Regions from separate parts of the Mus musculus genome. Here region 1 is linked to region 2. Evidence: chromatin loops called from intact Hi-C (ENCODE). Cell type or tissue: left cerebral cortex. All regions are shown on one strand. Links, peaks and the distances in the headings refer to the core of each region. The heading gives the core; the rest is flanking DNA. Region 1 holds the start of Kcnk16 (potassium channel, subfamily K, member 16). Region 2 holds the start of D14Ertd670e (DNA segment, Chr 14, ERATO Doi 670, expressed).

Region 1 (14,645 bases), core at 4,869-7,368, 430 kb after region 2:
CAGCACCAAGTCAGCCAGAAAGGAGAGAAGCAGGAGCCCCGTGCCCCGCATGCCACAGCCCCCAGCCCACCAAGGCACTGTGGGAGATCTCCGTCCACAGGTGATGGAGTGGAAGGAGCCTTGGTGCGCTAACATGACTGGAGAGGCCAGAACTCTGGAGAACTATGGTGTACAGGAGCCAGGCTGGGCAGGAAGGGTCAGGAGGGGCCCTTCTCCAAGCAAAAACACTTTTCTCTTTTGTTTCCCTGTTCAGGAGTTCTGGAGGATGGGATAGTCTTGCCCACCCTCAAGGATTCAATCCCTGGAACTGCAACACCCCCCCCCAAAAAAAAAAGATGCTCCTAGAGAGAGTGGAGTCCCCTCCCCACATCAGAGAAAAGGAGAGGACTGTTGGGCAGCAGCCACAGCCACAGGAGAGAAGGGCTCAGAAACCTCCTTCTCTCCCACCCTCACCCCACTGCACCCCGGCGCCTCCGTGCAGTAGGAGAGACTCCTGCAATCCACTGCAGAGAAGAAACAGCAGCCAAGTTTATTGTCACAGGACTCCTGCCTAAGCTGAGGGGCTGGGGACTTCCTCCGAGTGCTTCCTTGTATCACCCTAGATCTCGCTACAGCCAGTGTACTATAAGAAATAAAATGGGGAGGGGGGTATGGTTTGTCTGTGCTGTCCCGGGCTGGGAGGCTAGCAGGCAAGAAGACCGGACCCAAATTTTCCTTGCTGCTTTGGAGGGAAGTCCCTGCATCTCCATCCACCCAGAAAAGAAGTGGGGTCCAGCAGGTGTCGGGGTGTTAGAGACGTCATATTTCAATCCTTTCCTGGGTGGCAGTAAGACTTGGGTGCTGGGAACCCTCTGCCAATGCGGGTCCTTCTCAGGGACTCCCCTCAACCTCTGGGGCTCACAGTCCCACCCCCACCCTTAATGCTATAAAGAGGACACAGAACTTGGGGACACCCCTGCCACTGGAGAGGTAAAGGAAGTCCAAACAAAAATTAGTTCCTAGTCTTGTGAGTCTGGGACGAACCTTTCCTGCCTTCTGGCCCACAATGTCACGATCTGGCAGAAGAACCAGGCTCGGTGGGAGTCCATGCCACCGGAGAGATGACAGGCTATGAAGCCCTTGGGATCTGCTGCTCCCCCCACCCCCAGCTTCTCTGGGGGCGGGGGAGTAAAGAGGTCTAAGTGTGCTCTGAGGGTCAGAGGAGGTCATGTTCAAGAAAGTGGTGGGACCCCTGAAAGGGGCCCCCAGTGTTGTTCTAGGATTCCTCTCCACTTGTGGGCAAGGAGAGCTGGGGAATTCTGACTGGCAGCCTTCTTGTTCCTCAGCTGTGAGACTCCTGAGGACGGCTTCCTGTATGCATCAAAGGCATCCCCTGGTGTGTGTCCAGCTCCCTTCCTCCAGCCACCGCCCTGAACTTTCATTCTCCCCAGGTTTATTCCCATCAAAGATGAGGATGCTGCCTTGGAGCTCCTTCAAGACTGACACACTGACACAATGAAGGCAGAAACCACCACTATGTGCTACCTAGTAGGGACCTGTTAAGAGCCTACTGTGTATGTAGTAAATAATACAAAAGTCAAGTCCACCTTTGCCTGCAGCCTAAGGGCTCCCATGACCATGTTAAGATGGCAGTAGTGATTTGGCAACCACGATCCAGGTTCTCTTTGGGAGATGGGAAAAGCGCCAAGGGCAAACTTCACATCTCCATCCATGCAGATCTTTGATCTTTGTCTCCTCACCGCCCCCCCCCCCCCCGCCCCAGTCACTTTGTAGGCACATCTGTCTCCTTTCTCTCTCTGGAAAGTTGCTGGGAAGTGTGTGGGTTGAGAAGAAAGGGGAAGGGCAGGGAATGGCATGGGTTTGGGGAGGTCAGGACACTTGGGTCTCATGCAGAGATGGGGATTTTCTGTGATCTAGGCTCAGAGTCAGGGGCTGCTCCATCCTTAAGGTCCAGGCCTCTGATGAGCTGCCAGAGCCGGGAGCACCTGTGCAGAAGCAGGGATCCCAGGCTGAGGACCACCGCCAGCCATGCCAGTCCTAGGAGGATCCATATAGCTGCCAAGCTCCGATACACAGCGATGTAATGCTTGCTGGGGTCTGTGCCTGCCGGGGAAAGTGATCGCTTGTGTCTGAGGGAACTGCCACTCCCCCCTACTGCCCCCCCCAACCCCGCTTCCATAGGAATGCGATCTCCCTCGTTCTCATACTAAGGACTACTAACGGAGGAAGCAGTGATGGCTACTATACCAGAGACTTCTGAGGAGGCCACCAAAAGTTCACAGCGGCTGCAGAAGTAACCAACCTCAGATAGCTGGTACCTCTATGCTCATCACCCCTAGTGGGTGCCCACCAAGATAACCCGATTATCCCATTCTCACCAACAACATAGTCCCCGAAGCCAATGGTGCTGAGGGTGATAAACGCGAAGTAGAAGCCCTCACGGAAGCTCCAGCCCTCCACGTGGCTGAAGAACATGGGTGGGAAGATGAGAATGACCAGGGTCCCCAAGGTCAGGAACAGAGCCAGGCCCAGGACCTGCAGGAGCTGGGAGGGAAAGAGTGTGCCCTTGAGACCACTTAGAAGGTTCTGGAAATATATGAGGGAAGTCTGGGGAAAGTTGGGTGTAGGCAGGGCAATGTCTAAGCTCCACCCCCACCCTATCCCTGCTGCAGACTTTTGGGTGGGTCTGTACCCCTGGGCATGAGATTTGTATGTGCCAAGTTTCCTGGACAGGGAAATGTGTTAGTGGGTCAAGGAAGGAGTCAAAGACCCTTTTAAACTTGAGAATCACACCTGAGCAGGCGCCCTGGGGTCCCACTCAGGCCTGGGATTAGACTACTGTCAACTGCTAGACTGTTCCAGATCCCTCTGTGGGCATCCTGGGTATCCTGGAGACTGTTTTGGACCACATGAAAGAATGTTGAATACCCGTGACGACCATGGAGAGATAATGTTCAAATTCTCCACCGAAGAAGGATGCAGCACAGAGCTGCCTAGCACACAGGGAGAGTCCTCTCAGTCATACCCAGGGCCTGGTCCTCAGCCCTTTACAGGTAGACTCCATAGCCCTTTACAGGTAGCACCTTGACTTTCCATAGTCAAGGTGCTATAGAACCCTTTGAGGCCATGCCCTGCCTGGTCTGTATCATCCTTCTTCTTATCTCTCTTCTCATACCTGAATCTGTCAGCCCAGCTCCTAATTTTCAACCATCTGTCCCCAAGGGCCTGGAGGGGAGGGAGGACTCTGAGGACCTGAAGGGGGGGGGGGGGAGGGAGGACGATGCCTTACCTGGGAATGCCTGGGGTGGTCCTCCCACCTGTCCAATGTGGTCAGGTGGGCCCGCAGCCCTGTGCCCAGATGGTTGAGGAAGACCACATTGAGTGGGATCCCCATCAGAGCATAGAAGACACAGAAGACCTGCCCTGCCTCCGTGCTGGGGGCCAGGTTTCCATAACCTGCAGGGCAAGGGAGTGTGCAGATGCGGGGAAAAGAGAGCCCAGAACTGGCTCCCACCCCCAACCACCAGCTCTAGCAGAGGTTTGTCTCCATCAGCTCTGTGGGAAGAGGAGCATTCCCTGTTCCTATGGACACTCCCCCTATTCTCTAATAGAACAGCCTCTACTAACAGAAAGCGCATCACCAACGATGCTGCCTCCGGGAAGCCCACTTGACTGCCACTCTCTGCCTCCCTGACAGGCGTGATTCCCTGAGATGTTTTATGTTATTTCTATTGAATTACACACTTTGCCTTGTGTGATTATAACAATTTAATCCCTCTTTGGGGACTGGAAGTTCTGAAGTCCAAGCCTGGGACAGAACCAAGTCTGTACCCCCACCCCTCACCCCACCCCCGTCACTCTGCCTGGCTTGTCAAAGAAGACTTGGCTGGGATTGGACTTGAACTTAATTGAATTGAAGAAAGGTCTGTGTAAGAGAGACCCTGGGGGTTCACAAGGAGTGAGTAGCGTGGACTTTCTGTTGGCACCCCATCTTTTCAAGACACTGAGCTATCAACTGCTGCCTTGAGGAACAGTTGCTGGCAGGGGAAGGCCACAGGACCGGCTCTCACTCCTGCCTTTATGCAGCTGTACTGAGGAATAGCTCTTTCTAACCCTTCAGTGTGACCCAGAGAAGTGAGTCCAGGCAACTACAGCTGCAGCCAACCTACCCACTTCCCAACCTGTGCCCTGTCTGTCACCTCCGGGATAAAGCATATTCCCAGACCAGCAGTGGCATTTAGAATGGACCCCAAGCTCAGCAGGGCCAAGGGAGGCCTCACTCCTCTCCCACTTACCTATGGTGGTGACCACTGTGCCTGCAAAGAAGAAGCTGCTCCCGAAGTCCCAGTTGCTGGGATTGGTGGAGTTGCCTTTGGGGTTCACACCCTTCACCCAGGCTTCCAGGATGACCTGTGGAAGAAGCACGGACAGCAGGCTCAGCAGTTACTGAGTGCAGCCTGTCACCAAGCTCTCAGGAGGATGCTTTCCTGTCTCTTAGATAGCATCATTCCTGTTCACAGAAATGGACATGAAGGATCCGAGGTTCTGGCTAAGACACTAAGTGGCCAGCGGTTGACTGAAGTGTGTGCTCTAATGAGCCAGTGGGAAGCCAGGGCCTAAGGAGGTAGTATGCAGATGCTCTTGATAGCTAGGAAAATATCACGCACACACACACACACACAGAGAGAGAGAGAGAGAGAGAGAGAGAGAGAGAGAGAGAGAGAGAGAGAGAGAGAGAGAGAGAATGAGAGAGAGAAAGCAGGGAAATTAGACAAGATGGATTTTGTGTTGTTGAATGCTTCTGGGAGAGTTTGCTGGTCTGGGGCTGCTTTTCCATGGAACTGGTAATGGGAATGAGAGCTTTCCTGGACATGGGGTGTGCGTGAGTGTGCTGGCAGCCACATTCTCTGGCATTCTCTAGTGAGTGCAACCCATACCTGTAGGAGAAATCCCATCAGAGAGTCCCACAAGTGTGTGTGTGTGTGTGTGTGTGCACACGTGTGCTTTATGTGTGTGTGCACATGTGTGCTTTATGTGTGTGTGCACATGTGTGCTTTATGTGTGTGTGTGCACATGTGTGCTTTATGTGTGTGTGTGTGTGCACATGTGTGCTTTATGTGTGTGTGTGCACATGTGTGCTTTGTGTGTGTGTGTGTGTGTGCACACGTGTGCTTTATGTGTCTATGTTTTGTGTTCCTAGAACAGAAGCCTTAACAGGCTCGAACTTGTGCCCTTAACCCCTTATGGGAAATGGGCAGGGTTCCCTCCCCCCAAACTCTAGGCTTCTCCCTTTAGCTGGGAACTTGCTTTAGGGTGGTGGCTCGGCCTTGGTATCTTGCGGTGCTCTAAAGGCAGAGGAGCCATTGAGAAGTATGGTTGCTCCTGCCTCTTTCCTATGGGAACTGATGTTCACCAGCTGGGTGGAGGCCTCCTGGCCCTCACTTGGGCAGACTTTAGCCTCCTCTTTCCCACACACCCAGGGAGCTGGGGCAGGCATTCCAGAGTGTGTCCTCTCCCTAGAGACTTTCACCCTTGGGCCTAGCATTTGCCCAGCTCCTCAGTGCATCTCTGAGCCTTCCAACCTGTGGAGAAGGGGTTCTGACTCCTCTGATGGCTCTGGGTGTGGCTGAGTAGCCTCAGGGAATCCCATGGTAATGGAGAAAGGGGCTGATGTACATACAAACTTGCTTCCTCGTGGAATCAAGTTTGAACACCATACTCAGCACTGTGTGTGACTCAGTGTATGAGTTCCCCAGGAAACGGATTCCCCCAAAACTGATTTCCAGGCTCCACTTACCCTGGGAGGTGAGGATTTGTCCTGCAACTGAGGACTTTCAGGGGTGTGTCTGTTTCATCTTTCCTAGTGAGTCCTCAAACTAAGCACAGGCCCCTTGGGATGCAGTCAGATCTGGTCCATCCTTGCCCCTTGACTACAGAGCTGGTTTAAGCCTTGCCACCTGTCTGCCCACTCCTCGTTCCTGGCTCCACTACCAGCCCAGGGCAGGAGGTTTGGAGGGTGTTCCTGACTCAGGCTTACTTCTGGGATGTTGAGGGGGCTGGAAATGAGCATCATCCCTGAGTAACTCTATATTCAGAGTATATCCACATATAGAACAACAGAACAGTCCACTCTGTTCACATCTCATCTAGTAAGCCTGTTGCTCTCAGTCCCAAGAGAAGTCTCAGGGCCTCAGCACCACCTGGTGAGCTCACCCAAAGTGCCTGAGTCAGCAGGTCTGGGTGGATGCTGACGCTTGCTCTCCTGACATGCTCTCAGGCGTTGCTGCTGGTGAGGGAGGGCCACAGACTCCACCTTAAAAATTCTCGCTTTCAGCAGTGCCCTGTCCTCACTGGGTGAGCTGGTTCATGGAATGAAAAGTAGAGAGCTCCCCAGCGAGAAGAATGGGTGTGAGTTCTGCCTCAGCCAGTGACTGTGCAGACTTGTCGACACCCTGCATCTCTCACCTGCAAGCTGAAGGCAGTGCTTGCAGTAAGCAACTGGGAAGAAAGCACCTGCAGGGTGCTCAGCCACAGGTGCTAAATGATGGTGGCCCAGAGCCCCGTCCCTACCAATGAATGCACATTCTCACTGTGCCAGCTTTGCTTGGCTTGTTGTTTGGTGTTCGCTAATACTACCTGTTCCACCTGTCTGTCCATCTTCTCAGTGCCCCACCTTTGCCCAAAATACCTAGTTTTGCTTTGTTTCTGAAAGAGAGGGAGGCAGGAGGAACCCAGGCAGGAAGTAAGACCACCTAGGGGTCCAGTTCTGGCAGCTTTCATCCACCCCACCTGGCCGCTGTCTACCAGCCCAGCTCGTTCTAACCTTTGTGTGTGTCTCTACCCAGGGAGATAGGCTGGGAGCCAGCCTATGGAGCAGCAGTCTGAGAAGTGGGCGAGTGTGAGAGGGGACATCTCTGGAGTGTTGAAGACTGACAGTTCATGTGTGTCGACTGCAGGTGCATTTTCTTTGTGGATGTACATGTGTCTATTCCCATTTGCTTATGTGCAGAGTTGTGTACGAATATGTTTGTGCAGGCGGCCAGGGCTCAACCACAGGTGTCATTCCACAGAGCCATCGGCCTTGTTTGGGTTTTGCCTTGAGACAGGGTCACTGAAATAGAGCTAGCCCTTTTGGTTAGGCTGCTCTGGCCTAGCCAGTGAGCTCTCAAGATCCACCTGTCTCCCCAACCCACCAACCCAATGCTGGGGTCACAGGCACTTGCAGCCATACCCAGAGATGTACATGGGGGCCAGGTCCCTCTACTTACAAAGTACTCTTTCCTACTAAGCTGTCTGTCTAGCTTTCCACCTTTCCTTTTCTCCTTCTTTCTTTCTTTCTTTCTTTCTTTCTTTCTTTCTTTCTTTTCTTTTCTTTTCTTTTTCTTTTTCTTTTTTTTCTTTTTTTTTTTTTGAGACTGGCTCTCTTACTGGCCTGAGGCTTGCCCATTTGGCAAGGCTGGCTGGCCATAGAGCCCAAGGGATCTGCCTGTCTAGGCCGTTCCAGTGTTGAGATTACAAGCCGCCATGCCTGACTTTTTTTTTTTAAATTACATTTTAATTAGTACATAACAGTGTGTGTGGATATGGGTGTGTTTATATGCATGTGGAAATGCATGTACCATTGTGTGCATGTCAAGATCAGAGGACAACTTCCAGGAGTTGTCTCTCCTTTCCCTATGTGAGTTTCAGGACTTGAACGGCAGCCATCAGGCTCTGCTCCGTGCCAAGTGCTTTTACTCGCTGAGCCATCTTGCCCGCCCACCTCTGGGGGTGTGGGGACATCTGGGTCTAGAACTCAGGTCCTTATATTTGTTTGGCAGATGCTTGGCTGAGCCAACTTCCCAATCCCAGATATATTTTTTCTTCTCATCTTACTGATGAGGACATTTAGGTTAAGTGACTGGCAAGGTCACATAACAGACCTGAGAATCGGGGCCCCGGACTAGATCTCTCCAGGCTCAAGCTTCCTCCACACTCTGCTTCCAAAGGGGAACCAACCTCTGGGTAGTGGCTCTGTTCCTGCCACTAGCCCCTCCATTGCCTCCCCACTCTTCCTGTCCCATTCTTTTGTACTCTCACCTGTACAAACTGCTCCAGGGCCTGCTGGTCTAGGCAGGTGTAGTTCTCTAAGAAGCGTAGCTTTTCCAGCTGGAACTGGTCCCTGGATTGAGCCTCTGCCTGCTTCTCCAGCAGCTGGAAGATGGTGGCCCCAAGCAGTAGGTAGCAGATATAGGCCAGAAGCAGGGGCAATACTTGGCCACCCCAGCAGCCGCAGACCCCAGCACGGGGCATGATGTGGCCAGGACTCTGCAGCAGCTGTCAGGGTGGCTGTGAAAGAGTTGGAAGAGGTGAGAGCCCCTGCCACTGCCTGCCCTGTCCTCCACCGCACAGGTGTCTGCGGCAGGGGAGTCTGTTTGAACAGTGTGGTGTGCAAACAGGCCTGCCATCCCCCACCCAGCCTTGTTTTTCCATGCAGAGCAGCAAGGCAGCAAATGCTTGGGCCCCTCAGGGACACCTATGAGCTCTTCCTGAGCTCATCTGGTCTTAGCTTCTGCTCCCAAGTGAGGCTGAGTGTCTGGGAGAGAATCTGATCAGGAGCCCACTCTGCTGGGACTGAAGGGATCTTGACAACTTCAGATTCCTCACTTGGGAAGGCTCTCGGCTCAAACACAGGAGGCTGGGAGGGAAGGCTCACGAGGGTGTGGGTTGCCCTTGCTTACAGAAGGGAATGGGGAGGATTGACCTGCCTATTGGGGGAACCTGGGACTGAGTAAACCAGAGTAAAACAAATCAAAGCAAAGTAAACAGGCAGATGACAGCCTTGCTTAGCAGCATTATCAATTGGTGCTACTGATACATGGACAGCCCTGGTTACCACCAGCTATCACTTTGGCCAATGGTTGGTCTTGTTTGAGACCCTTGAACAGGTTGTCTGAGGATGCTGAGCTCAGGAGATGAAAGTGGGGAGAAGACAGAACCGGACATGAGCCTCCACCCATATATTACTGTTGGTGACTCCTTTTTTTCCACAGGAGGACCCATAGTGCCTCGATTGATCTTTGGTAGATGCGACTACTTTACTGACATTATACAATAATTCACCTAACATACTGTGCATGTGTGCAGTTACTGATTTATTTTTTTCTTTTTAGTTGTTAGCTTAACCTTCAACAGCTGACCCGTCTCTCCAGATTTATCTATCTAGCTATCTATCTATCATCTATCTTCCTGTCTGCCTGCCTGCCTGCCTGTCTTGTTTTGGTTTTAAGACAAAGACTCAATGTAGCCCTGGCTGGGCTAGAGCACGGTATGTAGACCAGGCTGGCTTTAAATCCACACAGATCCACTATCTTCTGAGTGCCAGGATTAAAGTCATGTGACACCATGACCAGCTATCCCATTTTATTTATTTAAAAATATTTATTTAGCTTTATTTTGTGTGTATGGGTGTTTTGCCTGCATGTATGTCTGTGCAGCATGTGCAGGCCAGAAGAGGGTATCAGATCCCTTGGAACCTGAGCTGCAGGTGGTTGGGTGCTGGGAATGGAGCCTGAGTCTTCTAGAAGAGCAGATAGTGTGTGCTCTTAACCACTGAGCCATCTCCTCAGGCTTACTGTTTATTTCTTAATATTTATTTTTATATATGTGTGTGTTTGTGGGTGTGGATGCATGCATGTGTGGGTGGGTACCCATAGAGTCCAAGAGGGCGCCAAATGTCCTGAAGCTAGAATTACAGGCAGCTATGAGCTAACAAATGTGGGTACTGAAGTTTTAACACTGAAACACCTCTTCAGCCCACCCCCTATCTTCCTTTGAGACAAGATCTCATGGAGCTCAGGATGACCTCAAACTTGGCATCTAGCGGAGACTGACCTTGAGCTAATGCTCCTCTTGTTCTCCACATCCTTGGGGATGGGATTACATGTGTGCACTCCATGCTTGGTTTATAGGATGCTGGGGTCTAACCTAGGGCTTGATGAGCGCTAGGCAAGCATCCTACCAACTGAGCCACATCCCTAGCCTGTGTGTTTGGTGCCTGAGGCACTTAGCACAATCTTGTTTGCACATCCTTTTTTGTTTGTTTGTTTGTTTGTTTTGGTTTTTTGAGACAGGGTTTCTCTGTATAGCCCTGGCTGTCCTGGAACTCACTTTATAGACCAGGCTGGCCTCGAACTCAGAAATCCACCTGCCTCTGCCTCCCGAGTGCTGGGATTAAAGGCGTGCGCCACAACATCCGGCTTGTTCACATCTTGTTTGTGAGGCTCCCGACTTGGATGCTGGGCACTAACCCTTATTTCCTCTGGTAGAACAGGAAGTACTCTTAACTGCTGAGCCATCTCCCCAGATGTATCTATTTATATTTATACATAAATAAATTTTATTGCTAAAAACAAAACATCTTGAAAAGTAGAAACCTTCTGGCTCAGTGGTTTTCATAGGACCTGGGTTGAGTTCCCAGCACTGCTGCGGCAGCTCACCACCCTCTGCAGCTGTAGTCCCAGGGGATTCAACACCCTTTTCTGGCCTCCTCAGGCACCAGATGCATGTAGTGCACAGGCAAATGTCCTCAGGCAAAACACACATACACATAAAATAAAAAATAAAGGAAACAAACTTTAAGAAAGTAAAAGAAACCCTCATATCCCCACATCTTTATATGCCCCTTTGCCTTCCCAGTGGTAGGTTTGCTTTAGTGGGAACATGTAATTGTTTTAATAACTTCATTTATTTCCATTAAATCTCTAAATTGGCTTCTAAAGTAATGGGATTAATTATGGCAGTTTCATCTGTAGATGTCATCATACTTTGTTCTTACTCATCTTTCTCCATTACTGCCCTCCCCCCACTGTTATAATTTCATTTCTATTGCTGGAGTAAAATGCCCTGACAGAAGGCAACTTACGAGTGAAGGGAGTCTATTCTACTTATTACTCCACGTCTTTGGGTGGAAGTCAAGGCAGGAACTCAAGCAAGCAGCCAGGCACCTCTAGAGTCAAGAGCAGAGAGAAAATAAGCACAGATCCTTGCTTGCTTGCTTTTCAACTACTCAGTTTCTCCAACCATACAGTTCAGGACCCCTGCCTAGGGAATGGTGCTGCCCACAACAGGCTGGGTCTTCTACACAAATTAACAATCAAGAGAGTCCCCAACAGACATGTCCCTGTAGAGAATTTCTCATGAAGACTCCCTTTCCAAGGAATACTAGATGGTGTCGAGTTGATGGTTAGCTAACCAGCACATGCAGATCCATCCTCACGCTCACTGCCCTTCTTCATCTGATATACTACCACCCTCTATGTATGTCACATGCATCTCGTTACCCTTCCCCAGTCCTGCTTCCTTAAGGCCCACTTTCTACTTCCATGTAGAAACACACACACACGCACACACACACACACACACACACACACACACACTTACATTTAGATTCTGCTTATGAGAGAAAACATGTAGTATTTGCCATTCTGAATCTAGCTCATTTTGGAGTGTAACATAATAATCTCCAGTTCTGTGCATTTACTTACCAGTGTCTTGATTTTACTTTATTTTCTAATGGATGAGCAGTGTTCCATGGTGTACAGATACTACATCTTCTTTATCCATCATCTGTTGTTGGCAGTATATTTCACTGGATTTTTTTTTGTTGTTGTTGTTTCAGCACACTCACCTTGAAATCAGTCATGCCTCCACAGTGTAGTAGTTAATTTTCTCATTGCTGAGAGAATACCTGATGAAAGTAACTTAGGGAAGGAAGGGTCTATTTTAGTTCATAGTGTGGAGGTATAATATGTCCATCCTGGCAGGAGTGTGTGGCACTGACCACATTGCATCAGAAGCCAGGAAGCAGAGAGAGAGGAGCCCTGTGATCAGTTTGCCTTCTCCCAGTTTTACTCACCCTGGGATTCCAGCCATCACCTACTCCTGCTCACATGTAGCAAGGATCTTCCCACCTCAACAAATTCAATCTAGAAACTCCCTTGCAGAGTTTGCTGATGCACAAAGAGTTTTGTCTCCTAGATCCTGTCAAGTTGACAGTCACATGGTTTGTATTATATCCACAGACTTTCAAGAGCATGGTTTCCAATTATTGTTTCAAAGAGGAATTCTTTCCTCATTGGCTTTTGCTCCTCCTTCACATTAGCCTGGTCCCTCAGCCTTCAGAAACCAGTTTTCTGTCTCTATTAGATTTCCCTATTCTGGTTATTTCATACAAAAGAAATGTGACAAAGATGAACACCAGGACCACTCCTTGGCATCTGGATGGCACTAACTCCTGCCATTGTCTGCCTTCCTCTCTTTGTGTTTCCTGGCTCTGATCTTGGCTCAGGAAAGGCAGAGTGTCCAGGAGAACATTTACATGGTCATGTCATATGGGGCATCTTTGGATCAAGTAACTAAGAAAGCAAGATTCTGTAACTGAGCTTCTACCATCAAAGGGAATGTGGGCATCCCAGGTGTACACATCATCTAGAAGCTCTGGTGTGCAGATGTTATGGCCATCCTGTCAGAACAAACAACCACCATTATTTTTGTAATAAAGTAGAGATGAGAGTATACACATGCAGGTGTAGAAGAATGTGGTGGCTTGAATGGAAATGTCTCCCATATGCTCATATATTTGAATGGTTAGTCCCTAATCAGTGGAACTATTTAGGAAGGGTCAATAGGTGTGCCTTTGTTAGAGAAGGTGTATCACTGGGGTGGACTTTGAGGCTTAAAAAAAATGTCAAGCTCAGCTAGCACTCTCTCTGCCTCGTGCTTGTGGATCAAGATATAAGTTCTTAGAGCTGGAGAAATGGCCCAACAGTTAAGAGGACTTGCTGCTCTTCCAGAGGTCCTGAATTCAATTCCCAGCAATCACACGGTGGCTCATGACCTCCCTCAATGCAATCCAATGCCCTCTTCTGTCATGTAGGTGTACATGCAGATAGAGTATACGCATATACAATAAATAAAAATAAATCTTAAAAAAAAAAGACGTAAGCTCTCAGCTACTGCTACAAGTGTCATGTCTATCTGCCACTATGTTCCCTGTCATGATAGACATGGACTCACTCTTTAAAACTGTAAGCAAAGGGCCAGTAAATACTTTCTTCTGTAAGTTTCCTTGGTCATGGGGTCTTTTAACAACAACAGAAAAAGTAACTAAAACAATGTGCCTTACAGAAAACCAAAGCAAAGGGGAGAATTTTTTATTTTTCAAATATGGGGGGGGGGGTTCTCCTCTGCTACAAAGCCCAACATAAAACACAAGATATCACTGGGGTGGGATGAGGCAGGGGCACAGTTACTTGGCATTAAGAGTGAAAAAATATGTTGTCCATTTGTGAGGCAGTGTGAGGAGAGCTGGGGAGCCATCTTTTTTGAAACCTCTCTGCTTGCTGAATCCTGCATGGCCATGTGGAAGGGTGGCATAACATAATTCCCACCCCTGGAGCAGAGCCAGCAGGGTATGGGCCTCCACGAGTATTAACAGTTGCTGTGGGTATAGGGCTTATTTGTATAATAATGTGCATAATTTACTTTATGTTCCTCTTTTGGGAAATACTCTCCCTTGCAAAGGTTAATGACTCCAAGTCCAGGAGGTGAGAGTGTGTCCATGTCCTTAGCAAAATTAGTAAATGCTGTGACCTTCAGAACAATGCTTAAGGCTGTGGGAAAGAACTCTGAAATCATGAGTTCATAAATATATAATTTCTCAACTATGCAAAATATAAGGATGCAATATGAATTATATGAGGGGCTTCATGGACCTAAAAGAACAGAGTCAGCTGCACTATGAGGCAGCTTGTCAGAAAGATACAAAAGCAAGCAGAAACAAAGGCAGGCAGATTCCTGTATTCAAAGTCAACCTGGGACTGGGACAGAGTAAATGTAGGCCCTGGTGTGGTGGGAATAGTGAACTCAAAGACAGATCCCATTCAACTAGCTTGTTGTTTATGTTTACAAAGGCAAGCAGTCTCTGAATTCATTTGCATTATTAAGAAAAATGTGCTTGTTGTCTTTTCCTAGGAGTCAAGGGGCTAATATCAAAATACGCAGATATTCGGGATAATCAAAAGGGAACCTGGGGTGGACGATTGAATTGATATGCAAATAAAAGACTGGACTTTGGTCTGTGAGAGCTGAGCTGTCTGGTGATCTTCAAAAAACTGTCTTGAGCAGAACACAGGCTGTCAGCTTGTACCCACAAGTTGACTTCATGTCATTCTTTTTGCTGCTCACAAACACTCCTTCCTCAGAACCCCTCTCTAAGCTGAGGCTGGTCCTTGGCATCTGCTGGTTCTGGTTTTCTGATCCAAGACATGGATGGGGTCCCTCTCAAGAACACATCCATGTGTTCTTGTTGTTATATATAATAAAAACTCGTTGTTATTGTTTTGAGACAGTGTCGTATATAGCCCTAGTTGGCCTGGACTCACAGTGTAAACCAGGCTGGCCTCAAACTCACAGAGATCTGTCTGCCTCTGCCACCTAAGTAGTGGGATTAAAAGCACACTACCACACCTAGTGGACTTTCTGAAAACACTTAGAGTCTAAGATTTAGCCCATAAAATCTACAGGTATTGGAATACAAAGGTGAGCCTGGTTGTAGTGGCACATGTCTTTAATCCTAGCACTTGGGAGGCAGAGGTAGGTGGATC
Region 2 (14,645 bases), core at 4,178-6,677:
GGAGGTCAGACTATTACTGTTGCTACTTCTTAAGATTTCAGGTTTGTTTTTGAAATGAAGGAACATTAAATCTTGTGGAGAGAGTTGTAGTATAATGGGCTAGGGATGTAGCTTAGTAGGTCAGAGAGCTTGCTTAGCATGCACAAAACTTGGAGCTTGATCCTCAGCACCTCATAAAACTAAGTGTGGTGGCACACACCTGTAATCCTAGCACTCAGGTGGACAGATCCATAGTTCAAGGCCATCTCCTTCTATATAGCAAGTTCAAAGCCAGCCTAGTATTTATAAGTTATCATTTCAAAACAATTTGTGATATATATATATTTGTGTGTGTGTGTGTGTGTGTGTGTGTGTGTGTGTTTAGTAGCAAATGGACACTTTTATCACAAGGATACACAGATACCACACGAGTGCATAGGCTTGGTGCATACATGGGAATGTGCATACATATACCTCATTGTCTTACATAGAAGTCAAAAGTCTCTGCGTGAGGCTCTTTGTGAGTGTGAGATCCAGCATTCAGCCAGGATGTGCAAATGATGGGAGTCAACAGTGTCCCACAACCAGCAGCCTATGGCTGGTGTTTCCTTTCTGCTCCACGATGGTAAATCTCTGCCTCCTTACCTTAATAGCGGAGAACCATGTGCAGCCATTTTCCCTCTGTCATTAAATACTGACCTCAGATCTTGTCCATCCTGATAGTTTTGGATATTCTATGTTTGCTGAAGATTCCCAGATCTTAAGCGTTGACACTGTATTCAACCCATAAACTCCATTGCCTATGGAACAGTGCCATTTGGTGCCTTGTTGGTATCTTAACCCCAGCAACTGAAACAAGTCCATTTCTTTTGTTTTTCTCTTCCCAGATCTATTCTATAAATCTCACTTCTCTAATACAAGGTACCATGGCACCTTCAGTTCTATCTGCCTCTAACGTCTCCCTGTAGCAGAACCCAATTAACGCTACTCAAATCAACCCCAGCGGCAGTGGCAGTGCTCCTCACTACCTGCCCCAGTGTTCTGGGTTCCAGAATTAAACACACACACACACACACACACGCACATCCACACGCACGCTCAATGACTGAGTCACTTACTAACCCTCCACAAGGCTAACACACTCTCAACCGATATTCCTGAGTTATTACTGACTAAAATCTATATTCCATCTTTGCTGCTCTGGACCCAGACCTCTAGTCCCTTTGCTGCATTTTCCCACACCTACCTAATGACTATCTCTCTGTCTTTCTGTACCTCTCAGGCCTGATGTCTCTCTTCCTTCCCTGACAGGGTAGCTATATCTCTCCCTCCTCTTTGATCCCTTGCCCAGGAATCCCAAAAGTCTGGCCTCTGTCTCCCTGCCAGGCCATTGGCTGCCAGCAACTTTATTTACCAATCAAACTAACTGGGGGCAGGGTTCTCTCAGTTTCTTACATGTGGATATATGGATTCTTGTAGTTTTGGGGACCAGATAAACATAATACAAGTGGCATTGGTCCAAATCCACAACATCCCCCAATCCTCCCCACTTCCCTCTGTCTGGTGCCTAACACCTTGAGAACACTCCTCTTACCCTGAGAAGCTGTCCAAGCTTCTCAGAAAAGCCTGGACCCCATCCCACACTCTTAGCAAACCTGGTCTGCCCTTCCACTCTGTTAACTATTGTGAGCATTAGTTAATTAGGTACTTTCCCATTAAAGGCTAACCCCACTGACAGAAAGGAGCTTCCTTCCCAAGTTGCTTAAGTCATGGCTTTATCATAGCCACAGAAACGCTAAGTCGGTGTCTAAGGACTTCCAGGTCTGCGGCTCTCTCCACCCTTTGTATTATCTCATCTCATCTCAATATTGAGTAATAGAGGTAAGACATGTGGGACCACGCTACCAAACAGGCATAGGAACTGGTAAGGTTGAATGAGCTCAGACCTGGGGGAAGGGGACAGGGGTTGGGGAAACAGCTCCACGATTTGACAGCAGGAGCTGGAGCCATTCCCTCCCTGCCTGTCTCTGCACCTGCTCTGAAACTTGAAACCACACCTCACTGAGAGGACCATGGACACTCAGTCACGTAGTGTAACACCGGGAGTTCTTCTCCACACTAATGAGGCATCTAGACAGACTTAAGCCTTCAGCTAATGAGCTTCCCTTCCTGGGTATCCCTCCACCAAGGGCATTTAATCCCTGGTTCACCCTGTATAAAGTATTCACATCCACCATAAAAATAAAGCAATAAGAACAAGGAAGGATCATCTCAGAGAACTGCTTCATTATGGATCGCTGTGGGGAAGGCCTTTGACTAAAGAGCCATGCCTAAGACTCCCGAGGAAGGCTCTCTTCCCTCTAGGCCCTCACTCCCAATCAGGCCGTATTTTGCTCATCCCCCATCCGCCTGTCGGCGGGCTCCTTGAGGGAAGGTAGATGGTGAACTCCTGTTTTTGTTAATTGAGGCTTCCTTACTTTGTTTGTTTGTTTGTTTGTTTGGGGTTTTTTTTGTTTTGTTTTGTTTTGTTTTGTTTTGAGACAGGGTTTCTCTGTGTAGCCCTGGCTGTCCTGGAACTCACTCTGTAGACCAGGCTGGCCTCGAACTCAGAAATCCGCCTGCCTCTGCCTCCTGAGTGCTGGGATTAAAGGCGTGCGCCACCACGCCGGGCTTCCTTGCTTTTTATGGTATGTTTTGGAGAGGAAGCCAGGCCTCAGGTACTCTACCCCTCGGAGCTACAGCCCAATTATTTTTACCCTCACTTTATTTGCATATTTAACTAATATTACTAATTTGTATAGCTGAAAATTCCTATATTCACTTTTTTTTTTTTTTTAGTTTTGTTTTCTTTGTTTTTGAGACGGTTTCACTATGTATCTCTAGCTGGCCCATAGCTCTATACGTAGATCAGGCTGGCCTTGAACTTACAGAGAGTTGCCCACCTCTATCTCCCAAGTGTTTGGACTTAAAAGCATGCACCACCATACCTAGCTATGTTTACATTTTATCTACATGAATACTTAATATGTTTGTTTAATTTTCTCTCTTTTATTTACACCTACTGTACCTATATACCAAATAATAGTCTCAACATTCTGATTTTTATGCAGCTAATACTTTGCACAGAATCTGAAGATACATGCACAGCTGACATAAGATTCAGCTGTGTAACAACAGCTCTCAATCCTTTTGGCAACCCTCTAGCTCCAAAAAATATTTACATTATAGTTTGTAACAGTAGCAAAATTATAGTTATGGAGTAGCAGAGAAAATAACTTTATGGTACGAGATCATCACATTATGCAGAGCTGTATTAAAGAGTTGCATCATTGGGAAGGTTTAGAACCACTGGAGCTGGGCATGGTGGCCCATGCCTTTAATCCTGGCACTCAGGAGGCAGAGATAGGCAGATTTCTGAGTTCCAGGCCAGCCTGGTCTACAAAGTGAATTCCAGGACAGCCAGGGCTATACAGAGAAACCCTGTCTCGAAAAAACGAAACAAAAACAACGACAAAAACAAACAAACAAAAAAAAAATCCCAACCTCAAACAAAGAACAAAACAGCAAAAATAATTTTAGCCGGGCATGGTGGCGCACACCTTTAATCCCAGCACTTGGGAGGCAGAGCCAGGCGGATTTCTGAGTTGGAGGCCAGCCTGATCTACAAAGTGAGTTCCAGGACAGCCAGGGCTACACAGAGAAACCCTGTCTCGAAAAAACAAACAAAAGAAAAAACAAAAACAAAAAACAAAAAAAGGAAAGAGAGAGAGAGAGAGAGAGAGAGAGAGAGAGAGAGAGAGAGAGAGAGCCACTGGACAATGGTGTGAACCTTGTCCTTTGCAGGTGTCAGAAATCCATGGCACCTGGAACAGATGCCTCAGAACTGCCAGAAACCCATCAGACCACACATTTTCAAGCTGGATATAGTGATGTACCTCTGTAATCCCAGCACGCAGGAGGCTGAGGCAGGAGGATTGTAAGTTTAAGGTCAGCTTTGAGCAGCAAAACCCTGCCTGAAAAAATGAAGTGAAGAAGTACCCACTCCCCAGCCTCCACCACGCCTCAGACTTGTTAAATGAAACCTGGGCCACAGGCCTGAGAATGGCTACCACAAGCTGAGTGAGCTTCCCATTGAAATGACTAAGGTAACACTACCTGATTCCGTTGTGTGTGTGCTTAGACGGTTCTCAGCCCTTCCCACAAAGGCCACGTATCCCTTGGCAACACGTTTGAGATCTCCATGGCCTTGACTACGGTCCAGATGTGCTGAACAGAGTAATTGGCGAGTTATGTCTAAAATACCTATTAAGCTCTGCCAGGAGTGAATGTTTCAAGTTTACTCTGACGCTCATATAAATGTATCTGTGTGGTTTTGCCTTAAAAGCTCTGTATCCCTGAGCTCAGGCACCAAGAGACATTTTGAAGGGCTCAAGCCCCTCTTTGGTCTGGTTATTAATAAAAGGACTTAAAATTATTGTCTAAATCAGTATGGTTGTCAGTAAGTATCTCATGTGGATCATAAAATTGGAAGCCACACGAGATTTCCCACCCTCTGCTCCATGAGACTCAACCTCGCTCCTGGCCTTCCTCGTGCAGGAGGGGCTGCAGGGGAGGCTCCTTCGCTGAGCATTCCAGGACCCCACACCTCTCATTGAGTCCGGAGAGGTCCGGAGTTACTGCTGTGTTCCCAGCAAGGAATCCTTCTGTCACTGGTAGGAGGTGACTCTGTAGACTGAATTATGGGTGGTGAGCATGTGCCCCCATGGAAGCCTTCTGGATAAGAGAGATAGGCCCCGAAAAGGGGGTCTCTTCTGGGTAAGATGGATGGATATTTAAGGCCCTCATCCTGTTTTAGGAAGACAATATTCGACAGGAAACTCTTTCCTAGTCCCCCTTCTACACTAAATTGGAACGTAAAGAGTGGGGACTCTGAATCCTGGTTCAGTCTCTCATGTGAGGTCTGGTTTCAGTTTTGCTTGAATGAGTGACTGGCCAACTGTGTGGATTATTGAATGCATGAAAGGCAAGTCTGACCCAGAGAACTGACTGAACGTGTGACAGGCACGTTTGGGGTTTGTTTAATTGATTTCTTGATTTTGCTGTTGGTGTTTTTGTTTTGTCGGATCTGATCTGACCAACTGGTTAAAATTCTGCTGTTTTCCCGTATTCTGCCAACAGGTGGCACCCTCTGCCGATGTTAGCTCCTTGTTTTTTGATTTGTACCCCAGTGCTTCTCTTACCCGGGCCCTACAGTTGGGGGGTCTGTCCCCAGCCCTGGCCTTCTTCATGTGACAATGTCCCCCGGGACCTGGGTAGGCTGGATTCTCTGTGGGCTCTAGCGAGGGTGCGGGACGGAGCCCTTCACTCCTCTTGGCTCTAAGTGGAGCCTGGGCCTGGACAGTGGCCTTCGTGCACCGGTGCAGGGAGGGCTGCTCTCTTCACCTACTGCCCTGCCAGCTTCTAAGGCACCTTTGGCTTCCCAGCTTGAGGGCCCACCATACCCCATTCTGGATTCAAGTCCCAGCATCTGTTTTTCTGTCACATAAGACGCTTTTCCTTCCAGAGGCGGGTGGGGGTGGGGGTGGGGGGGAGTGGTTTAAAGAAGGGCATCACCCTTTCCTTGATCTCTATACTCCTTTCTCTACTTCAGATCTGCATAACTGGAAGACACAGAGTCCCTTTTTCTGATAAGCCCAAGCCCCCCACTCTCTTCTGGAATCTGTCCCATGCACCCGTTTCCCTACCTGGAATGTTTGTCAGTAATTCCTTCTGACCAGTTACTCCCAAAGGAAAAGGGATTCATGGGCATAGATCTGAATTGAGATAAAGGTTTTTTTTTGGGGGGGGGGGCTCAGCTGCTGGTATGAATGCTTTTAAAAAGCTACTCGATTTGAGGCAGTCTCTCCATCCAAATGGGACCCCAATACATATGCAGGTTCCCAGGCTGTGGACACTTGTCACCAGAATCTTATGACTGGAATTCAGGGTGCAGCTTGCCACCACTAATTTGTCTTAAACTACTGAGGCTCCTCCAGCCCCAGAAGAGTCTCCTGGGGCATTTCTTGAAGATTGGAAGAAACCTTCAGATCTTACATCTCTTTATTCATTAGCGTAAAAAAAAAAGTTAGAGTGTAAAATTTGGCTTTTGTCACTCAGTCAGCTCTGGACACCCATAAGAAAATCTCCAAAAACTAGAGGGCTTTTCAGGGATGAATACATCTCAGTCCATCAAGGTAAAAGTTAATAACTGAGACTCTACAGCAGAGGACAGGCAAAATGCCGTGGCTGCTGCTGAGCTCTACGAAGGCAAGCAAGGTTTATGCTGACTGCATTCCAGTCAGCTCACTCTGAGGCCCTACGGCTCATACTGCACTGTTCTGTATCCAAGGGAATGACCCTCAAACAAACAAACAAACCAAATTTACCAATGTAATGATGGCAATACAGGGAGTCACAGGCAGGTGGTGACTCACTCCTTTGTGGTGGTCTCGGACTGCTCTTTCTCCTTTTGGGCAGAGGTATTCTTTGAAAATTAGGTACCATTGTGATAGCTAATGAAACTCCATGTTCATGCTAGGCATCCATCTTGGTACCTAATAGCTGTTTTTCCCCCACTCAAGCTCCTAGAAAATAAATTCTTGGGAACCCTGACTCCTTAACCCTCTGCCCAGAAATGTACAACTATGGCCATCTGCTTGTTATGATATGAATAATTGCTGATTTTGGTTTCTATAACCTGCCCATTCAGACATTCAAGGACTATTTTGAAGTCACCTTGACCATCTAATCTTAGCAGAGAGGAAAAGCTCTTCTGGGTTTCATCTTTAAAAGACCTTCTTTCACCTGCCTCTGGATAGCATATCTCTGATTTGGGCCAAAGACTGTGGGTGACCCTGCTGGTGGCTTTAATAAATTTGATTAATTAAAATCTGAAATGAGTCTAGGGATCTTTTCTGGGTGTTCTTGAATTCCATAACACCATCATCTCCTTTACTCTTCAAGAAACTCAGATTTTCTTTACCCCTGCCTACCAACTCAGCTGAACTGCTCTCTGTATAAAGAATATCTTCTAGTTCTCCCAGATGCCACAGCAGAAACAAATCCAGACCCAAGGACCCTGCTCCAGGATTTGCAACAACAATTCCCTAAGAAACAGGCTGAGAGAAGTCCTCCTGGCATGGCACCACCACCCACCAGTTCTGGTAAGTCTCTTCACTATAGCCACATCAGTGAGGTCTGGTGATATCCTTGGAAGCCAAAAGCTAGACCAGAAATTGCTCCACCTATCAAGGGGCTGTTTGAAAGTAATTACCTTACCCCCATGGCAGTTGGCTTGGAATTTACCTTTCCTGCCTGTGCATAAACCAGAGACCTCAGGTTATCAGTCAGTTCAATATCTCCAAGAAGCAAATAAATGGACAGAAATCATTCCTCTCACAGTTCCAAATCTCACCAGACTACCAGGTCTATACAGAAGTAAGCCTTAAGAATGCTTACTTCTTTCTCTATTGCCCTGGTGCCAGTTAGCCATGCCATGTTTGCCTTTAAATGGTCTAATCCAGTGTGTAGTGAGACTAGCCAGATAACCTGGACACGACTACCTGAAGAGTTCAAAAAGCCCCCTACACTCCAAAAAGACATTACAAAAAAGACTTAACAGGATTCCGGGTGTCACAATGCAGGCCAACTCTGCTCCAGTATGTAGATGATATTCTATTGACAGGCACCAAACACTGCCACCTGTTTGAAAGTCACAAAGACTTGCTCCAACTGCTCCATACATTTCATCTCCAAGAAAAAGACTCACTCTGCCAAACAAAGACAAGACCACTCCACAAGGTAGGAGAACTTTCAACACTACCCAGAAGGAACCCATGTCCCCCAAACCAAGAAGCAATTAAGATAACTATTGGGCATAGTAGGTATTTCAGGCTCTGGATTCTTGAGTTGGGTGAAATAACTCAGACCCTGTATTTTGTCACTGGACAGATCCGCCTTTAAAACAGACTGAAACAGAGGAACAAGCTTTTGGGGACCTAACACAGACTCTAACTCAAACTTCAGCTTTAGCCACCAGATATCACTAAACCATGCCACCTTCTCATTCATGAGACTCAAAGGATGTTTTGATGCACACCCTGGCACTCTGGCTAAGGCCCGTAATGCCATCTTGTTTGCACAGCATAGCCACAACTGCTACACAAGTAAGGGATACTGACAAGCTCACCCTGAGCCAGAACCTGACTTCAACAGTTCCCCATGCTGCAGGAGCCCTCCCAAAGGGACAAATGACTAGTGGGTGTCAAGTACACTCATCAGTCAATACCAGAGTCTATTGCTTGATCAGCTCCATCTCACTTTTCCTGGGGTATAGTCTCAACCCTGTGACATTGATGCCTGATGACAACCCTGAGGTCCTCCTCCCTGACTGTGGGACCTTGCTGGACATATATCAGGCTAGCCACCCAGACCTCTAGGACACTCCCCTACTTGAGGCAGAGACCTACTGGCAGCTGAAGGAAAAAAGGTTAAAAAACAAAGACAAAATTGTTGCTTTCCTTAAAGCAATCTGTCTCCCCAAGGAGGTGGCTGTTATCTATTGCAAGGTGCATCACGCAGCCAACACAGTTGAAGCCCAAAGCAATCACAGGGCAGATGAGGCAGCCCAACTAAAGCAGCAGAGATTTCTGCAGAGCCCCTTTCTGTCTTGCCCATTGCTTTTCCTGGTACCCAGCTCCTTCCCCCATCCATCTAGTCCCAGGAAGAAGGGGACAGGAACAGTCCCTAGAAATACTAAACAAGATACAACTGGACCAGGGATCTTACCAGACTGAGTGATTATCTTCCAGGCACCAGATTCTACATCTCTGAGAGATGGTTGCTCAGGGTGCCTCTTAATATCACTCCTGAACACAGGTTAATCCAATGCAAAGACCAAAGGATTCCCCACCATTTCTCTGAAGAGGCTAGCCCCTGGTGAGAAATGGAAAGTTGATTTCACAGAGATGAAGGCTTCTCACATAAGGTAATGTTAATGTTTGTGAACACCTTCTTGGAATGAATAAAAGCTTTTGCTACCTGGAGGGAAGGTGCTCTGACAATGGTCATGACTCCTTTCCACGTGATTATTGCTACACTCAGGCTGCTCCTGTCTATTGGATCAGATAATGGTCTGTCTTCACTTTCATCATAGCCAAGCGGTCAGTAAGGCCTTAAATGTAATCTAGGAGTTCCACTGTTCCTACCTCAGAGCTCTGGACAGGTTTAACTTCTCTGAATTGATTTTGGAAACTGGTGAAAACTGGTCCAACCTGTTACCTCTGGCTCTTCTTAGGACAAGATGGATTCCCTATAAGGCAGAATTCACTCACTGTGAGAATATGTTTGGAAGGCCATTCCCTTGTTGCCCTGTTTAAGAGATCCTATCATTGAGATCAGTCACTTTTCAAGTCTCTCCAACAGGTCCAAACTACAGTCCATTCTAGGGATGGAGACATCTTTCCAGGTCCTTCTGCAGTGCCTCATCATTCATTTTGACCCAGGGACCAACATTAAGAAGTTTCAGAAAAATGGATTGACACCTGCCTGGAAAAGACTTCATGCCGTCATCCTGACAACACCAGATGCAATCAAGGTGGAGGGATATCTGCCTGGATTCACCACTCCTTTGCCAAACCTGCTCCAAACCAGGACCAGAAATGGACTGTCTCATCTGGACCAGATCTATTCAGGCTAAGACTCTCTCACAGTAGAGCACATGATTAGTTATACACAGCTCTTCCCTTTTCTGCCTCTTGTAATGATAGTCTCTCAGTTACTCTTAACTCAGAAACTTATTTTGCTCCCATAGTGTCTTAGTCGGGGTTTCTATTCCTGCACAAACATCATGACCAAGAAACAAGTTGGGGAGGAAAGGGTTTATTCGGCTTACACTTCCATACTGCTGTTCATCACCAAGGAAGCCAGGACTGGAACTCAAGCAGGTCAGGAAGCAGGAGCTGATGCAGAGGCCATGGAGGGATGTTCTTTACTGGCTTGCCTCACCTGGCTTGCTCAGCCTGCTTTCTTATAGAACCAAGACTACCAGCCCTGAGATGGTCCCACCCACAAGGGGCCTTTCCCCCTTGATCACTAATTGAGAAAATGCCTTACAGTTGGATCTCATGGAGGCATTTCCTCAACTGAAGCTCCTTTCTCTGTGATAACTCCAGCTGTGTCAAGTTGACACAAAACTAGCCAGTACAATTGACCCCTTGTCAACTTGACACACAAAAACATCACTAGTAAGCCTCAACCCTTACAATCTTATTCATCCCCATTCTAAATAACTTTAAAAGTCCCACAGTCTTTACATATGCTTAAAATTTCAATCTCTTTAAAATATCCATCTCTTTTAAAATCCAAAGTCTTTTTACAATTAAAAGTCTCTTAACTGTGGGCTCCACTAAAACAGTTTCTTTCTTCAAGAGGGAAAATATCAGGGCACAGTCACAATCAAAAGCAAAAGTCAATCTCCAACTGTCCAATGTCTGGGATCCAACTCACGATCTTCTGGGCTCCTCCAAGGGCTTGGGTCACTTCTCCAGCCAGGCCCTTTGTAGCACACGAGTCATCCTCTAGGCTCCAGATGCCTGTACTCCACTGCTGCTGCTGCTCTTGGTGGTCATCTCATGGTACTGGCATCTCCAAAACACTGCATGACCCCTTCAGTCCTGGGCCATCAATTGCAACTGAGGCTGCACTTTCACCAATGGCCTTCCATGGCCTCTCACTGTGCCAAGCCTCAGCTGCTCTGCTCAACTCCTTCATGCCTTCAAAACCAGTACCACCTGGGTGACCCTTACACATTACCAAGTCCAGCCACAGCACAAGGTACAACTTTGGCTATATCTGGAACACAGCCACTGTGCTTTCAGAAAATACTTCCCAGAAGATGTCACCTCAATGATGCTGGTCTCTTCTTAATCACCGCTAATTTCTTAGCTCCAGCTAACCAGCATCAATAGTCCCAGTAATGCAAAGTTTTTGCTTTAGTAGTTCTGGTATCTTGTTAATCACAGCTGATTCTTCAGCCCCAGCTAACCAGAACTACAGAATCTTCACAATCAAAACAGGAATGGCCCTGAAAAGAGTCTTTAATTTTCCCTCTGAAATTTCACACACCAGAGCTCCAACTTCTGCAGTGTTCTCAACATTATCTTCCAAGCTCCTACACAACATCCGACAGAGGTCTTAACAATGGATGGATCTTCAAGCCCAAAGTTCCAAAGTCCTTCCACAGTCCTCCCCAAAACATGGTCAGGTTGTCACAGGAATACCCCACTCCTGGTACCAATTTGTCTTAGTCGGGGTTTCTATTCCTGCACAAACATCATGACCAAGAAACAAGTTGGGGAGGAAAGGGTTTATTCGGCTTACACTTCCATACTGCTGTTCATCACCAAGGAAGCCAGGACTGGAACTCAAGCAGGTCAGGAAGCAGGAGCTGATGCAGAGGCCATGGAGGGATGTTCTTTACTGGCTTGCCTCACCTGGCTTGCTCAGCCTGCTTTCTTATAGAACCAAGACTACCAGCCCTGAGATGGTCCCACCCACAAGGGGCCTTTCCCCCTTGATCACTAATTGAGAAAATGCCTTACAGTTGGATCTCATGGAGGCATTTCCTCAACTGAAGCTCCTTTCTCTGTGATAACTCCAGCTGTGTCAAGTTGACACAAAACTAGCCAGTACACATAGGAACTTAGTTTGCCTGTACCATGGGTCTCACCTGCTGTATGGCCTCAGAACATCTGTATAACAATCCAGTATTAAGTATTGTTGTGTGTGAACCCCCAAGAGAATTTTTATTCAGGATCAGAGGGGGGCCTTTTATTCCCCATTTGGACAGGAGAGAGTTCCCTCTCCTCATTCCAGTGATGATAGAAATGCTGCAGGGACTGCTGCCTCAAGTTCTAAGGCCCTAACTGGGGGAAATGGGCCCACAACAGAGAAGTTATCAGATAGAAGCAGACCTCAGGCTCCTTCAGTTCTCTCTCTCTCTCTATGCTCCATGTACAGGTAGAATCTCTGATAGAAGTATCTTCCCACACCAGTTAGGCTTAGACTCTATTTTCATGTCCCAGAGAGGACTTTACATGACACTGGGAGAGGCTTGTTGTTTCTGTACTAACAAATCAGGAGTTATCAAACAAAGAGACTTTACAAAAAGTTAAAAATGATTTAGATAAAAGACAACCTGAAGCTGGGCATGGTGCGCATGCCTTTAATCCCAGCACTTGGGAGGCAGAGGCAGGCGGATTTCTGAGTTCAAGGCCAGCCTGGTCTACAAAGTGAGTTCCAGGACAGCCAGGGCTATACAGAGAAACCCTGTCTTAAAAAAACCAAAACCAAAACCAAAACCAAAACCAAAACCAAAACCAAAACCAAAACCAAAACCAAAAAACAAAAAGACAACCTGAGCATAGATTAATTTCTGGTACTATAAAATGTTGAATTAGAATCATGGCTCATAAGTCTCCTCACTGGCCTGGCTGGCCCCTTATGCTGCCTTTTTATAATACCTACTGTGGGGCCATGTATAGTAAATTACTTATAAGACCTACTGTGGGGCCATGTATAGTAAATTACTTATAAGACCTACTGTGGGGCCATGTATAGTAAATTACTTATAAGACCTACTGTGGGGCTATGTATAGTAAATTACTTCCTTTAAGCTAATTATCCTCAGGACTCAGTATTTACCCCTTAGCCGAGATCAGAGGTTTGAAAATAACTTTTAAAAAATTGGGAAATGAAATGACCAAGGTAAGACCATTCTGTCCTGTTTCCATGTTGTGTCTGCTTAGACTGTTGTGTCTTCACCCTCTATGCTCCTTCCCACAACGGCCACACCTGCCTTGGCGGTACACTTGAGATTTCCATGGCACTGACTATGCTATAGATATATTAGCCAGAATAATTGGCAAGTTGTATCTAAAATACTCACTATGCTCTGCTCTGCCAGAAATGAACATTTCAAGGTTACCCTGACCCTTGTCTAACTGATGTATCTTTGTGGTTTTTTTTTTTTTCTTTTAAAATGCTATATTCCTAAATTTAAGCACAAAGATACTTTTTGAAGGCTCAAGTCTGCTCTTGGTCTGGCCATCAAGAAAAGGGACTTAAAACTTTTCATTGGCCTACTCAGTGCTGCTGGCAGTAACTATCCCAAGTGGATGGTTTGTTTATACCACTGACCTCCACCAGGAATTCCCAGCTCAAGCTCCTTCTTGGGTCTCTGCTCTCCCTCCCCTGCCTCCCTTCAGGACCAGAGATTCATTCTTGTTCAACAGCTGTGCCATGAGCCGCAGCCCAGGCATTGGCTTGCTTTGCCTTCAGGGCCAGCTGGATCCCTGGAGAGGCAGCCTTCATTTGTAATGATCTCTTTTTCCCCACTTCTATCATTTCCCAACCTTTCAGGCATTGAGTTGATTAAATCCAGAGCACGAAATAGGCCAGATCTTCTGTTCCACAAAAGCTAATTACCTCCCCTTCCCCTGTTCTTTGCTGAGGTGGTTGTCTTTCCATTCTTCTCTGGGGCACATTCCTGATGTTGGTACCTGTCAGGTCTCTTGGGTCCCAGATGTCTGCCCAGGTTCATGTCCTGAGACAGTTGTCCCTCTGTTAGTGAAGGGAGGAGCTGAAGAACTCTGCCAAGCAGCTCTGCTCAGCCTCTGACACAGTGGCTGCCTTTATTTCTACTCATGATTTCTACTCTCTTACTTGGTGGGGGTTACACCTGTTCTGTGGCGTTTTCCAGCTACCTGCAGAGAGGCCAGAGCTGATATGTCTAAACCCACTTATTCCTCTTCATTTCCTGTTTCCGCTAACTGACCCAAAGTCTAGTGAAGCATCGGACTAGAAAGTCTTTCTCTTCTCTGTATTCAGTGGTTTTGGTCACAATCTAAGAAGGGCTTAGGTGTCAAGTTGAGGAGAGTGGGGCTTGTAATGGTGACTTTGGGTTGTTATTTTTTTGCTGGACTGACTAGCACCTAGGAGATAAGGGAAAACCCAGGTATATCCGGGAGAGTGTTTGCACAGAGGATCAACTAAAGGCATGGCATCTACCCTGAAGGTGGGTGGCATCATCCCATAGTTTTGGTACCCCAATAGCATAAAATGGAGCAATGAAGAAAATCAGGACGTGATGAAGTCTTTCTCCCTCTCTTCTAGCTAGCTGCTATCATGGGAGCTGCAATGGAGTGTGACCCCTGGGAAAAGACAAGACTAAATCCAATTATAATTAAATGATTTATTGATTAGCTGCTATCAGGATGAACAATCTCTAAGTCAAATTTGGCTTTTCCATGAAGAAGGAGGGTGGGGAGTTGTTGAGGTTTGGACTTTTGCTATGTACTATAATGCTAAGTACCTGTCCTCAGGCCTGGCTGCCCCCAGGGCTGAGAGAATCTGCACATAGACCTAACTTTGCCCCCACCCCCAATTTATCCCTGATTGTTGAATAAAGATGCCTACAGCCTATAGCTAGGTAGAAGAGTGTTTGGCTTCTGGGCTTGGGGTCTGAGGAGAGACCAGGAGGAAGAGGAAGAAGGTGGAAAGTGAAAAAGACGCCATGGTGTAGGAATCTTGAAAATATGGCCATGAAGACTGAGTAATTGGGAGGTAAG

What was found. A loop is a pair of places that touch in the nucleus more often than their neighbours do. Peaks named below come from ENCODE experiments on the same cell type or tissue, not always from the same donor. Only the 100,000 strongest peaks of a DNase experiment are listed, where the experiment ranks them.
Region 1: it touches region 2 in a loop (5-fold over the local background); 23 of 42 quality-filtered maps call a loop at or near these places.

The regions. Positions count from the first base shown.
Region 1 is chr14:20,260,871-20,275,515 of GRCm38, forward strand. It overlaps Kcnk16 (potassium channel, subfamily K, member 16), which reads right to left and starts at 8,399. Exons shown (of 5, transcript NM_029006.2): 1 at 8,080-8,399; 2 at 4,296-4,410; 3 at 3,290-3,456; 4 at 2,379-2,544; 5 at 505-2,103. The coding sequence starts at 8,292. The coding sequence ends at 1,886. It also overlaps the pseudogene Gm2048. In left cerebral cortex, for the core only: no CTCF peak of the experiment used is centred there; a DNase peak (open chromatin) is centred at 6,089.
Region 2 is chr14:19,834,864-19,849,508 of GRCm38, forward strand. It overlaps D14Ertd670e (DNA segment, Chr 14, ERATO Doi 670, expressed), which reads left to right and starts at 4,062. Exons shown (of 3, transcript NR_105025.1): 1 at 4,062-4,124; 2 at 7,053-7,181; 3 at 9,442-9,814. In left cerebral cortex, for the core only: a CTCF peak has its summit at 5,158 (motif pointing right); a DNase peak (open chromatin) is centred at 5,157; H3K4me3 peaks cover 707 bases.